Linked DNA regions of Homo sapiens: regions 2 and 3 are each linked to region 1. Evidence: chromatin contacts called from ENCODE Hi-C or POLR2A ChIA-PET data. All regions are on one chromosome and are shown on one strand. Each heading gives the region's core, a stretch centred on a gene start or an enhancer-like site at or near the end of the contact. The rest is flanking DNA. Distances are from core to core; before and after follow the strand shown. Region 1 holds the start of MIR181A1HG (MIR181A1 host gene). Region 2 overlaps MIR181A1HG (MIR181A1 host gene). Region 3 overlaps MIR181A1HG (MIR181A1 host gene).

Region 1 (4,162 bases), core at 446-2,945:
AAAAATCTGGCTGGAGTCCAGACAGGCTGGAGCTCTGTTGATCATTATGTCTAGCCTTCAGGTGTCTCAGCACACAGTGGGCGGCGGTGGGGGAGGTGTAGATAACATGAGAGCAGACAAAGAAAAAAAATGGTGTATTTTTATAAGATTATGTGAAAATTTGTATTTATTTTCAAGCCCTCCTTAAGAAAATGAATCCTAACGTCTTGGACTTTTATAATTAGAACACAGGCTCTGCTCTGGCAGCTCTCTTTAAGCCATAATTAGTTATGTCTGGAGCCTTTGAATAATTCCTTTCAATAATTGATGGAGTTAATATTCTCTTTTAAAAATGAGGAGGACAATGTTTTTCACAAACTCTTTTTGTTGGAGGCTTTGTCATTCAAAATCTTCATCAGTCATAATCACACTGGTGTGATTTGCCTTTTAATTTCTTATAAGACTTAGCTTATAACTTTTTAAGGATGTGGATAATTCTAAAAGTAAAGGCATAATGTATTGCTAGATTACTGTAGCTGAATATAAAAAGAAAGCAGTAATGCAGGAACATTCTATCCATTTGTTTCCAATTATTTTATAAATTTAAAAACTGCATTGTATGTTGCTTCTGTTTGAACTCCATCAAAAAACCTCACTATGAATGTAAGGAACTTAGATGCTAATCATATCTTTTGCTTGCTAGAAAGAAGAAATGCCAAATTATTTTATTCTTCAAGCATTCTTCTATAAAGAAGCTTCCGCATGCTTCCTCCCCACCCCCACATCCTCACTCCACCCTATTAGGAATTTCAAAAAAAAAAAAAATCTTTATACATGGAAGGCTAGATCCTAAGACAGAAAGCTGTCTTTTCCTTCTGTCTTTACACTGGCCACTTTCAGTCGCCTTCACTTCTGCTGGGACTTTATTTCACATTGTGTGGACTACAACACCGAAACCAGTTCAGTCTCTATCCTTATTATAAAATTAAAAGTGGTGGTTAAAAAAACATATAAAGCCCTGGCTTGAAGCCATTGTTCAGAATTTAAGAGCTATTTGCCCCCAAGTGTCTTTGCAGTCTTTCATAGCTAATTATAATAACTGTCAGATGTCTGGAAAGTCTATGGTGCCCTTGTCAGTGGAGTCAGCAAAGTTTGTCTTTTATTTTTCTTGGGGACAGAGCAAATCTGATTAGACATAAAGAGCAAAAAGAAGTGAACTAAGTACATATGCGTGTGCCTTCATTTTTTCTTATGAACAAAGCAGCACACTAGAGCGATGTTCCAGCGCACAGCCTCCTACAGCTACTCTTTGGAATGCCTGACTTTTATTTTTAATTCTTTATCCTCAACAGAATAAAGTATGCAACAATTGTCCCTGGAATATTTTCCTGCCAGCTGAATAACCTTCAATATACACATGAAAGAGTACCCTTAAGAAATCTTCAAATATTGGATGTTTATGACATAAAACTATTTTAATCAGTACACTTGACGGAAAGAAAGGTATACTTACAATTTCAAAACGGTTATTTGCTCTAGTTTCTTGTCCCCGGAGGCAGAGCAGAGGCTTTTGCCAGACTGTCCATGATGCAGGTGCAGAATCCCTGTTTTCATGCCGGAGAGGAAGGTAGAAAGTGCTTCATAAAGTCACTCGGAACTCAGCCACTTGTGCTCAGACATCCCTTGCTCCTGTGGAAGCTGTACTATCTGCAGTTCTGAATTGAACTAAATTACAGCCCATGTGAAAGACAGGGGCAGTGAGTCATGTGAGAGATACAGAGCTATCCTATTGGCCACAAAGACATAGCTTAGGCATTCTGCCTTTTCCACCATTGGTGAATAGTTAAAACTGAAAGCATCTAGATCCTCCTCTTGAGCTTATTTGTCCTCTATGTGTGGAAGAATGACTGTAGGATTTTACAGTGACAGAATTAGTTAAGAAAGGGACTGAAGTCATCCTTCACAGAGACTGGTGGGAGGTGATTGGAAGCTCAGCTTTTTTAAGATTTCTTTTTTCTTTTTATCCCCCTGCCCTGCAGTTTTGTCTATAATTTGCCTGTTTGCCTGTCAGAAAAAATGTTTTTTGTATTTTTTTCTCCCTTCAGTTAACCTTGGAAGTGACAGAAAGTAAATTATCATCATATTCCTTTGCAGAACTGTCATGTTTTGAAGCACAAAATCAATTATTTTCAATGACGCATTTTCAAATTTTATTTTTACATTTACAGAGACTTTATTGTAGTTCTAAACTAATAAACTAAATTGTCCATTAGTGACACCAACAACAGAATTAACTTTTGAGTAATTATTACATTTTGGAGAAAGGAGGGCTAGAAATAACTCTGGGAAATAATAAAAGGCAACAATATCAAAACAAATCAAATAAGGGGCTTTAACTAAGAAGGGATAAAGAAGAAATATATTTCTCCATCAAAGTCACTCTTTAATTTACCACTTTATGTAAGGCAGAATGTCCAGAAACTGCCAGTCAGAAGGTATTTTTAGTTTTGCTAGGATTCTTTAATTCACCCAATTCCTTAAAAATACTTAAATGTGTTTGTAAAGATTTAGAGGCTGTAAACTACCTTAGAAGTCATCAAGTCTCACATTCCCTATGTTAAAGGTGAGGAATGTAGCCTCTGACAGTAGTGACTCTCTTCATAACACTGATCCACCGTGTTATGCAAAATAAATGAAGGAAACATTGAAATAAATACTAGTTTGCTCTGTCTTACGTACCTACTAAGAGCCAGTTACCTTCTCATTTAATTCAATAATTGTACAACCCATAGAATAAGTTTGACTACTTTCATTTCTCCTCGGCAAAAACAGACTCAAATGTTTTACTACCATGGTAGTGCCTGGATTTGAACCCAAGTGGCTGATTCCATACCTACTTTTTCCAACTAGGTATGTGTCCTTCCAAATAATGATGGTTGTCACTTATAGGTTCCTTCCTACTGTATGGCAAGTAATGTGCAAAACCCTTTAGAGCCCCTCATTCAGTTCTCACAACTGTTAATGAGTCAATTATTCTATTTTGCTGATTTCATTGATGAGGAAATGAGGTGTATACTACTCAGTATTATGTAGATGGTAGCTGGTAGCATGTGATTCAAATCAGCTCTGATCTGTTTTACACACTATATGGATTCTCATCACAGTGTTAAATAAGACTTGATTTTTCCATTTTTTTTTTCTTGTCTAATATATTAGAATATTTTGGCATAAATATGGAATATTAACTGTGGTCATGTCATTATCTGGGTCTGTTTGGTTCAGACCCAGATCATACCATTAAGTGATCCATAGGGGACTGGAAATAAGCATCAGAGGAGCAGTCATGGAACCATATTTATCTTGGGGCCCTACAAGCAGCCTCACACAGGGTCTTGCAATCATAGGAGCTTCCACATCAGTTGAAGGGGCACATGCTCTCAGAACATCAGCCTGGGTATTAATGAGTCCTACTGCTGGTTCAAAATCTGAAACCCACTGTTTAGCAGAATAAGTACCAGATCATTTCAAAAATAGTGTCAAAAATTCCATTTCAGCCAGATATCAAGAGCCACCAAGGAGTTTCCTGAATTGTAACCCTCCTGCAGCAGCTGTAATCATACAAATGGGAAATTTGCATTGGCTCCCGCAACCCTTGTGGGGTTTGTTTGTAGATGGGAGGTGATTACTGAAGTGCAACAGCATCTTCACCTGCACTTTCTAAAGCACACATTGCTGTTGCTCAGAGTATCATATAGGACAGGTTAGGCAGGTCCCAGATAGCATCGGAAGAGAGTTTTTAGTCCTCTTCTGTTTTGAATACTTTTGCTTCTTTCCATAAGTGCTGCTTACTTTCCTGGATCCACAATCCAATCACCTACCTCATGCTGTCCCGAACCCTTCCAGGTCAGCCCTCTCATATAGTGAGCATGTGATAACATTATGTTCTCCTTATCTTCATCAAATAAGCTTCTCTATTATATCACAAATATTTCAAAGACTGAGCTGTATCTTGTTACATTTTAATCCTGCATAATGCCCATCACAGTAGAGATGAGATAAATATTTGATTTTCTTTTTTTTGGCCTTCAGTGACCTATTCACTGGTACACAACAGATCAGAAATAAATCTGGTGAGGTAATGCGAACATATTTTTTAAAAACTTAGCACTTTAAAATATAGTCT
Region 2 (4,162 bases), core at 427-2,926, 56 kb before region 1:
GTTACGGTAGCTTCCAGTTCTCTCGGAAAGTAAGAACATGTTGTGGGTAGATTAAATGACTGAACTGGTAATCACGGAAGACAAATCACTATTCTGGATATTTTTATTCCCAATTTTAATTTAGATTCAGAAAGGTTACATGAGGTAACGTCCAGAAGTTCTCAAGGTTAAGGCCAGAACCATCTGAATCAAAGGCTCATGTGATCACTGCTATAGAGACTGGCAAGTCATAGATAGTTAGTCATGATTGTATAATTTATTACTGTATGACTTTGGGCAGTATTCTTTCTTTGTGCTTCAGTTTCCTTAGCCACAAAATGAAAAGATTGGGCTAGATAACCCCTAAATCTTTTTTTCTCTTTTTATGGTATCGTATCTTTAAATATTAAGTCCCCAAAAACACTCTGGAAAGGTTTGAATAGTTCTTATCTACCAAAGAGATGAGTAGACATTATCTGTGAAGAGAAACAGACAAGGCACGTGAGAAAAAAAGGGTTATTAAGGGGGGCAACTTGGTATAACAATTCATATGTTAGAAAAAGAGCACATAAATATTAGACTGGTGTCACTGAAAAACAAAGTGAGTAGAGGGAGAAGAAGGATGTTTGAAGCTGCTAAATTTTCTGGGCTCAGAATATGAACAACTTTTAATACCATGGAAGGGAGTGTGGACCTGATTCTGTGGGCAGCAGAATGTCTAGACAATTGCAACACAAAGTTATCTGAGTTGTATATATTTTACATGGTCAGTGATACATCTACTGTATGGGTTACAGTAAAAGTTAATCAGCTTCTAATTTATTTATTTATTTATTTATTTATTTATTTATTTATTTATGTTTTGAGACAGGAGCTCACTCTGTTTCCCAGGCTGAAGTGCAGTGGTGTGACCACAGCTCATTGCAGCCTTAACCTCCCTGACTCAAGCAATTATCTGGCCTCAGTCTCCCAAGTAGCTGAGACCACAAGCACATGGCATGACGCCCAGCTAATTTTTGTATTTTTTTGTAGAGATAGGTTCGCCCTATGTTGTCCAGGCTGGTTTTGAACTCCTGGGCTCAAACAATCCTCCTGTTTCAGCCTCCCAAAGTGCTGGAATTAAGGTGTGAGCCACTGCACCCAGCCAATCAGTTTGTTATTTTAAAATATTTTCAACTTGATTTGAATTGTGACAAGTGAAGGTGGAGAAGCAAGAGACAGAGTTTAAAAATTTATTGGAATAAATTATAAAGGTGTAAAAATAACTTTGGGAGGCCTTCCTTCCTCCCCTCTACTTTCTATCCTGTATTGGGTCTTTGTAGACTGTAAGGCGTGGGGTTCCTGCTCTCACGCAGCCTATCACAGCATAGACAAGAGCATTATGTAAACAACACAGAAACTCATTCCCCAAATCACTTACAAGGTGTAAAGTTAAAAAAAAAATTCTAAATCGAATGAGGTGAAATTTAGAGTTTTTAAAAGGCTATGTGGACATGTAATGGCAATTGAAGAGAAGAGTTGTAGGGTTTATCTAAGTAGTTAGTTCAATGGTCAAGAAAATAAAGAACAATGAAAGTTGCAGTTGCCTGTCCTCCCACACATTTATTTTTTCCCTCCTTTCTTTTCCCTTCCTCCTCACACTTATTTATGCTTTGCATAGCCATCTGTGTAAAAATCTCAAAAAGCTTCCTTTAGAGACTGTGATTCACCAGTCATTGCACAGTATTGCATTTCTTGATGACTCACATGTTGAGTAACCCATGTGCACCCTTCATTTTTAACTGGAGATGTGTCTTTCCTCTAGAGTTGTTGAATATCATTTGTAAGGTCAGTTGCACATTAGTTCCTCTACCACAGAAGCCATAGGAAAAAAATCAATACATAGTTTCCAGCAACACCATATAAAATGCAGTACGGAAATTTAGTAGAAATCCACTTCAAAACAGATAAGTCAAAAAGAAAAAAATGTAAAATGCAAATGCAAAGAAGTAATGTCTAGACTTTGACCATATTGGACAATTTCAGGTACTTTCAAATCTAAAATTTTGAGTTAATTCTTAAGTATATTTAGTTAAATTTAAATTTAACTACGTTAAGCCAAACCACATTACCAACATAAAATAATGACTTCATTCTAGAAACAACTGTAGTGCCTATCAATATACTGTATTCAAACATGAAATTAATTGCATATGATAGTGATTGTTTCTAAAAAGCAAACGAATTATTGCACTGATGGTTTTGATTTGTATGTATATATGTAATTTTATATTATATATGTATATATTTTAGTAATATGCATATGTATCTATTTTTTAAATTATATAATTGCCTTGCTTTAAGTAGTATGTATTTTTAGAAGTGAACTAATAAGTCAATATGCTTTATTTTCCTTTTCCAAACAGATCCTCATATTCTGAGCAATGACAACCACAGACACCTGTATTATTTCCCCACTTTGTTCTTTTTCTTTCTTTGTTTACTTGACTGCCTTCCATATTTTTAAATCGAAGCCTTTATTTATTCACCTGCCTTCATAATATTTTAGAATATATGTCTTGGTTGCCTCCAAACTGTTCAAGTTTTTAAAACATTTTGGGTCTCACATTTTGTGTATATTTTTACAGTAAATATTTTGAAGTGGGAGGAAGAGTATCATATAAAAGAATGGCCACTTCCCAAACTTTAAGGCAAATTGATCTTGGAGAAGTATTTTCTCATAGTCAGAATGCAGCTCTTCCAAAATAAATGACTATATCAGTGCTCAATGGCAGCAGGCTTCTTACAAAATTGATGTCTGAGAGATAACTATTTCTATTTTATGTGGAAAAACTTCAATGCAATTAGTTGTTCCATGATAAGAAAAACAAAGTTTATTCATTTAAATGATGAAGACATGAAGACAAATAACCATTCTCATTCAGAAATAAAATTGTGTTGTACTAATATTTCAAAATGTTTGCATTTTTAAATTAATGTTCATATCCAAATTACGTTTCTCTTTTTTCTAGTCAACTCCATTTTAGTTGTATCTGAAAATATTTTAGCATTATTACCAACTACTTTTTACCAACAAAATGTTTTGTCCTTTATTTCAGCTTTAAGGAATCATTAAGCTCCATTTTGTTTTGCGCTAATGAAATAAAAATGTTGGAGGAAGTGAAATCAATTTAATAAAAGCAAAATGAATCTAAAATTGTATGCTCTAGGAGACAGGCACTATATGAGCATTGATAAGAGCTTGTTATAGCATAGGTATTACTGATAGGTTTAGAATATAGATCTCTTTAGTTGAAAATGAAGCCCAGTAGTTGTAAAGGTGATAAACACTCTTGTAACAACAAAGATGTAATAGTATTGCGTTTTTTTAAGAGAAATACAGGAAGGGGTTCTGGGACTTTTTTAAAAGAGTACCATTCATATTTTATGAATTATTATGTGAACTATTATTTATTTCATAGTTCCACATTTAAAAATTAACAGTGCCTTTTGCTCCTTCTTTTTGGAAATAATTATGATGAAAGGAGCAAAGATATTTTGATGAAGTGACTACAGGGTGAAATTTTCAGGCCACATAAAGAGAAGGATAAATTCACTACACCTGTGCTTGTTCTTTTTGCATGAGCCTGTGGAAATGATAGTCCAGTTCTTTGACATGAAACTAGATTAACCCAAAGGATAATGAGTAGTTACCTTTAGGGGATTTCCCTCATGTGTTAAGGCATGAATGATACTTCTATTCACTAAAATTCAAAAAGAACTAAACTACAAACAGTCCTCATGATAATTACTGAACTTTTCCATGCCTAGATAAGCACTTTGGAAGATACCAAAGTGTATTATTATCTAGAGTTACTCATAAAGATGAGTTTAGGTGGCAACCCCTGAAAGATCTGGATTTGAAGCACCTAAACAATTCCTACCCTATCAGTTCAGGACAAGAAGGATTTGTATCTAAGCTCAAAAATATGTTTAGTACCACAAAAGCATTAATGCTCCCTATAACTATATTGAAGGAGATTTCTGCAGTAATTCTTAAGGTCCATGGGTCTGGATGTTTGAGAACTTTTCCCAAACTCATCAAATCTAAATGTGATGCTCAGTCCCCTGATTAAAGCAATATGGCATAGGGCAAGTTATATACTTAACTTAATATTTAAAATATGCATTCAGTATACACAGT
Region 3 (4,162 bases), core at 583-3,082, 35 kb before region 1:
ATAAATATACTTGCTTTTTAATCAACCAGTATCTCTAAAGAGACTTTATCTACCTAATAATAATAATATTATTTTATGTTAAAATCATTCTTCTAGTCTATGATAATAAATTTTCAAATAAGAAAATATTAAATGTGATTAAGCAGTGTGGTTTTTCCCCCTTCAATTGGGCTAAATAAAGACAAACAAATCTGTTTCTTTTCTTTTCAATATTGAAGTATAGAATCCTGATATTTTGCTTAAAAAAATACTGTAAGAGACTGCTTAGAATTTATAAGTTTGATGACCTTCTTAGGTTAGTCATTACATATCTCTGCAGGAATGCATTTCTATTACTTTTTTCTTGAACATTTTCTATATTACAATATGTTTTATTCCCATGATATTCTATATTCAAAGCTCTAGAGACTGCTTAGGAAGCACAACTAAAGATGTGTGAATGACCCTGTTGGCTGAAACGCAAGGAAGTGTATTGAAAAGCTTCACATGTCATCCAGTGCTGTTCTTGCCTTCCAAGGCAGAGGCAGTGCGCTTGGCAGTCTGGGAAAGGGCATAATCTTGCCCGCATTTTCTGGATGGATTTTTGGGTCACTCTGGTTCACACTGGCTCACTCAGCTATTCTGTGTACATATACTTAGTAGTGAAATGACTAAAAAAGGAAGGGTGAGTTAATATCAACCAATCATGTAAACAAATATAAATAAATAAAGCAGATATACTTTAAGAAATTAAAAGTCACAGAGTATCAGATTTAATTTTATAGCATGTGAAACATTCTGAAAAGTGAACAAATACACAAATCAACTGGTCTTTGGTGTAGTGACTACATAGCTTTGGACTGATTTATTTTACTGTATTCACCAGGGACTTCCTGTCCTTATTAATACACTGAACTGTTCTGCATATTAAGCTTAAAAGTTTTAAAAGACAACAAAAGTATTGCACACTCTCTTCAACTCCACATATTAGCATTTTGTAGTCAATGCTGGCTTTGTAGATTTAGTCCCCATTTTCTTCAGTTGGCAAAATTCTTCATATTACAGACAGATAAACTAAGGCTCTAAAACTCAGTAAGATTTCAGAGTAGCTGAATAGGGCTAAAAAGTCCAAATTCCCAAACCAGTGCTCCCATTTGATAAACAAATAGATGAATACTCACATTATTTTAATATCTCAAATGAAATATTAATTTTATTAATTAATATTTTAAACACCTTGGTTAAATACTCCATAGTATTCTTCTTAGATTCGAAATGATACTGAAAATGTATCCTGACATGAATGTTGCTCTGAGACTTTAAGGGTTTGTATAAAACATTTAACAGACATAGGGTTTACCTAATATTCTCTTTCCTTTCAATTTCCTTTCAATTATCTCTCATTAGATTATAAAGTAATTTCTTAGTCTCTTTTCTCTGTCTGATCCTCCTATTGACCAAAGAAATTTAAGAAATTCAGGAGCTAGGAAGGGGATGAGAGTGAACAAAGTGTGTTCTCAATTTTTAAAAAATTTGTTTTAAAACTTTCTTTTTAATTAAAATATCCCCAGTGCAATTTCTTGGTCTACTACTCCTGCCAGCTACTATTAATTATACTTTCACCTGTTAGGGGTCTAACACTCTCTAAAACATATTAAGCCAAGTTTTCTGTAAGTGTTGAGCCTATCTGTTAAGAACAAAATGATACTGAATGGATTTGGGTGAATATGTAAGCGGACAGGAAGAAAAGCGTAATCTTCCTTAGTAAATGACAAACTTTCTTTGTCTCCCAGTCCTAGGCTTTGTACCTACACACTGCCTGGTGTGGTGTGGAGGCCGACCAGACGGCCTTCACTGTTAGATGCCAGAAGAAGGGACTGCAGAAGCCAAGGCCCTGGGCACACAAGCTAAAACTTGCATGCTTGGCAAGGCTCAGATGCCAGGTTTGAATCTCTAATAAACCACTCGCTGCCTCTCCAGTAATGATACCCTGGGGCTGCTGGGAGGGGATTCTTTTTATAGGAAACATACTCATAAGGATTTAATATTATCTTTCAGAACCCTTTGATTTAATGGTTTTTTTAAAAAAACTTTTCCCCCTTATTTTGTAGACCCTGTGATGTGAGCCAGTGTTAATTCCTAATCCAACAGTAGTATATAATCAACATCTCTCTACTGAGCTCAATATTCCTTTTCCTTTTCAGCCGTGTGCTTAAAAAAAAAAATAAAATATCTTGCCACTGAATGTCTTTTTACAGACTGAAAAGACTTTTAGGTTAAACAACATTTGTTAGGCTTTGATGCAATCAAATGCAATTTCAATCTTGAATTATTCAGCCCTGCCTCTCTGAAATTGCACATATGTGTCAGCTTTCAATTTTTCTCACTAGTGTTTTACACATGAAATCTATTTTCACTGAGAAAATGGAATCTTTGTGTCTTTGTCTCTAGGAGCGCTGCTTTCAGGCATGTTCTGGCAGGGGCTTTGACTGTCTAGGCACTGGGGGAGGGGCCTGGCAGTCATTTGTCAGCTTTTCTTGCATCTGTAATTTCTGGCCACTCAGCAGTATTAGAAGGTCTTAGAAAGGGGGTGAGGAGGGTGCGGGGAAGAGCTTGTCATTGATGAAAGCCAAACCCCGAATAACTGCCCAATGTTAATGACCAAAGAGAGGAGAGTCTGAAAAACTTTTATTGTGCTTTAATGAAAAAGACTTTTTGGAAATGGCTAATTTACAAAATTGCACATGGTAACATTTTCAGATCTCAGTTTAGAAAGCCCCTGTCCATATTGTGTTACCGATTTCATTGCTTTTAGCTTGGCAAGGGCTCATGAAACTATTTTAATTTTCCACCAGTGGCTTCTGGTTATTTCTGCTCTTATTTCCTTGTAACAAAACTGACAGCCCAATTAAACATCTGCATTTCTTAATCTGAATTTCCCCCATAACTATTTTGCTTTTCTTCTAAAACTTCCAGATGTTTTGGTTCCTTTATAATTTTAATGCATGCGAGTATATTTCTTCCCATTTCAAAGAGAGAGAGAAAGAGAGAGCTAGACGGACTGACCAGATGTTTCTATATGAAAAGCTTTGTAATACACCAATAATCAGGTCAGTATTTTTGTCTCTTTATGAGAATATTTACATTAGAATACATCTCATTGTCTTTCAGCACTTTACAATTTGAGTCGATCTGTGCAACTTATTTTTGTGGGCCATTAGATTTCAGAATTCACATTGTGATCTGTTAATTAATCCTTGTGGCAAATGAAGAAAGTAACCAACTCTGTTATCTCAGTATCTAGTAACCAGGATAGAAGCTGCTGTGATTTGTTTCTTATTACTTGTCTTTTTACCCCCTCTGTGGGAAATAAGAAGTTGTAGGTTATGTGAAGCAACAATGTATTTAAATTCATTTTCCAGATTTGTACAAACATGGACGGAATCATCAATATCTTGCCTTGAAGTGTCTGGACAAGAGTTTAAAGAGTCTCTTGTATATTTCAAGAAAACCTGTTTCCCATAATTAATAACAGGAAGCCTGGTAAACAGACTTTTGCTGACAAATGAAACTGAAACAGTAACATATACACAGAAACATGGGAAAAGAAAACAATGCAGCATTGTATGGTTATTCCAGAAGAGTAGCTCGGTTTGGATACACTTATGCAATACTCACATAAAACCTCAAAGCCCAAGATTATTAATTATATATTTCTGACCATGTAAACACATACTTGCAGAGTACAATCATTTATCCCACTGCTTACTATTTGAAAATGATCTCTGGCTATTTAGACATTTAACATTTAGGCAGAAAATCATTATTTCCTGGAATATAGATTTTCCAGACTATCAAGTAAACATGAAGAAAGACAATTTTAAAAAAAATTATTATAAGATTGTGAAAGTCCATTCTTGATGCATACTTCTGGAAATGAAATGGGAACACATAATAAGATAATTTTGGTGTAACTTTTTTTTTGGGGGGGTGAGGAATGTATATCCAATTTGGGGAGCGTATATTTATGAGGTCTCAGGCACACTAAATGCAACAGTCATTAATTAGACAATTCACTGTGCAACTTGACCCATTTGTGCTTAAAGCTCTGGACAATGCTTCCCCTGGAAGTAATGGATCTTTATCTTCCAATTGTATCATAGAATGGGAACTCTCTGATCCC

What was found. A loop is a pair of places that touch in the nucleus more often than their neighbours do. ChIA-PET counts read pairs that join two places held with the same protein, here RNA polymerase II (POLR2A). Pooled maps may share reads with other maps.
Region 2: a map of mammary epithelial cell shows a loop between it and region 1 (4-fold over the local background). The contact joins the enhancer-like site here to the promoter of MIR181A1HG in region 1. A Hi-C loop is called at or near these places in 13 of 168 maps with a recorded cell type or tissue (CD14-positive monocyte, CD8-positive, alpha-beta T cell, Calu3 and 10 more) and 11 of 50 pooled maps. POLR2A ChIA-PET finds 5 or more read pairs at or near these places in 14 of 52 experiments (A673, AG04450, HCT116 and 10 more).
Region 3: a loop to region 1 is called in a map of mammary epithelial cell, with 5 times the contacts of the local background. The contact joins the enhancer-like site here to the promoter of MIR181A1HG in region 1. A Hi-C loop is called at or near these places in 12 of 168 maps with a recorded cell type or tissue (A673, CD14-positive monocyte, HepG2 and 8 more), 2 of 37 single-sample maps with no recorded cell type and 15 of 50 pooled maps. POLR2A ChIA-PET finds 5 or more read pairs at or near these places in 20 of 52 experiments (A673, AG04449, AG04450 and 14 more).

What each region holds. Positions count from the first base shown.
Region 1 is chr1:198,935,734-198,939,895 of GRCh38, forward strand. It overlaps MIR181A1HG (MIR181A1 host gene), which reads right to left and starts at 1,696. Exons shown (of 3, transcript NR_040073.1): 1 at 1,493-1,696. RefSeq lists enhancers at 1,487-1,546, 1,947-1,996.
Region 2 is chr1:198,879,700-198,883,861 of GRCh38, forward strand. The region is part of intron 2 of MIR181A1HG (MIR181A1 host gene); the gene reads right to left. Among named protein-coding and RNA genes, the nearest start is that of MIR181A1, 23 kb to the left of the region's middle. Within about 2 kb of position 1,677, at least 8 of the 41 ENCODE cell types and tissues checked have a DNase peak (open chromatin) inside an H3K27ac peak, as active enhancers do; they include A673, CD14-positive monocyte, HCT116 and 3 more, where a contact is called at or near this core.
Region 3 is chr1:198,900,964-198,905,125 of GRCh38, forward strand. All of the region lies in intron 1 of MIR181A1HG (MIR181A1 host gene), which reads right to left. Among named protein-coding and RNA genes, the nearest start is that of MIR181A1HG, 34 kb to the right of the region's middle. Within about 2 kb of position 1,833, at least 5 of the 41 ENCODE cell types and tissues checked have a DNase peak (open chromatin) inside an H3K27ac peak, as active enhancers do; they include A673 and mammary epithelial cell, where a contact is called at or near this core.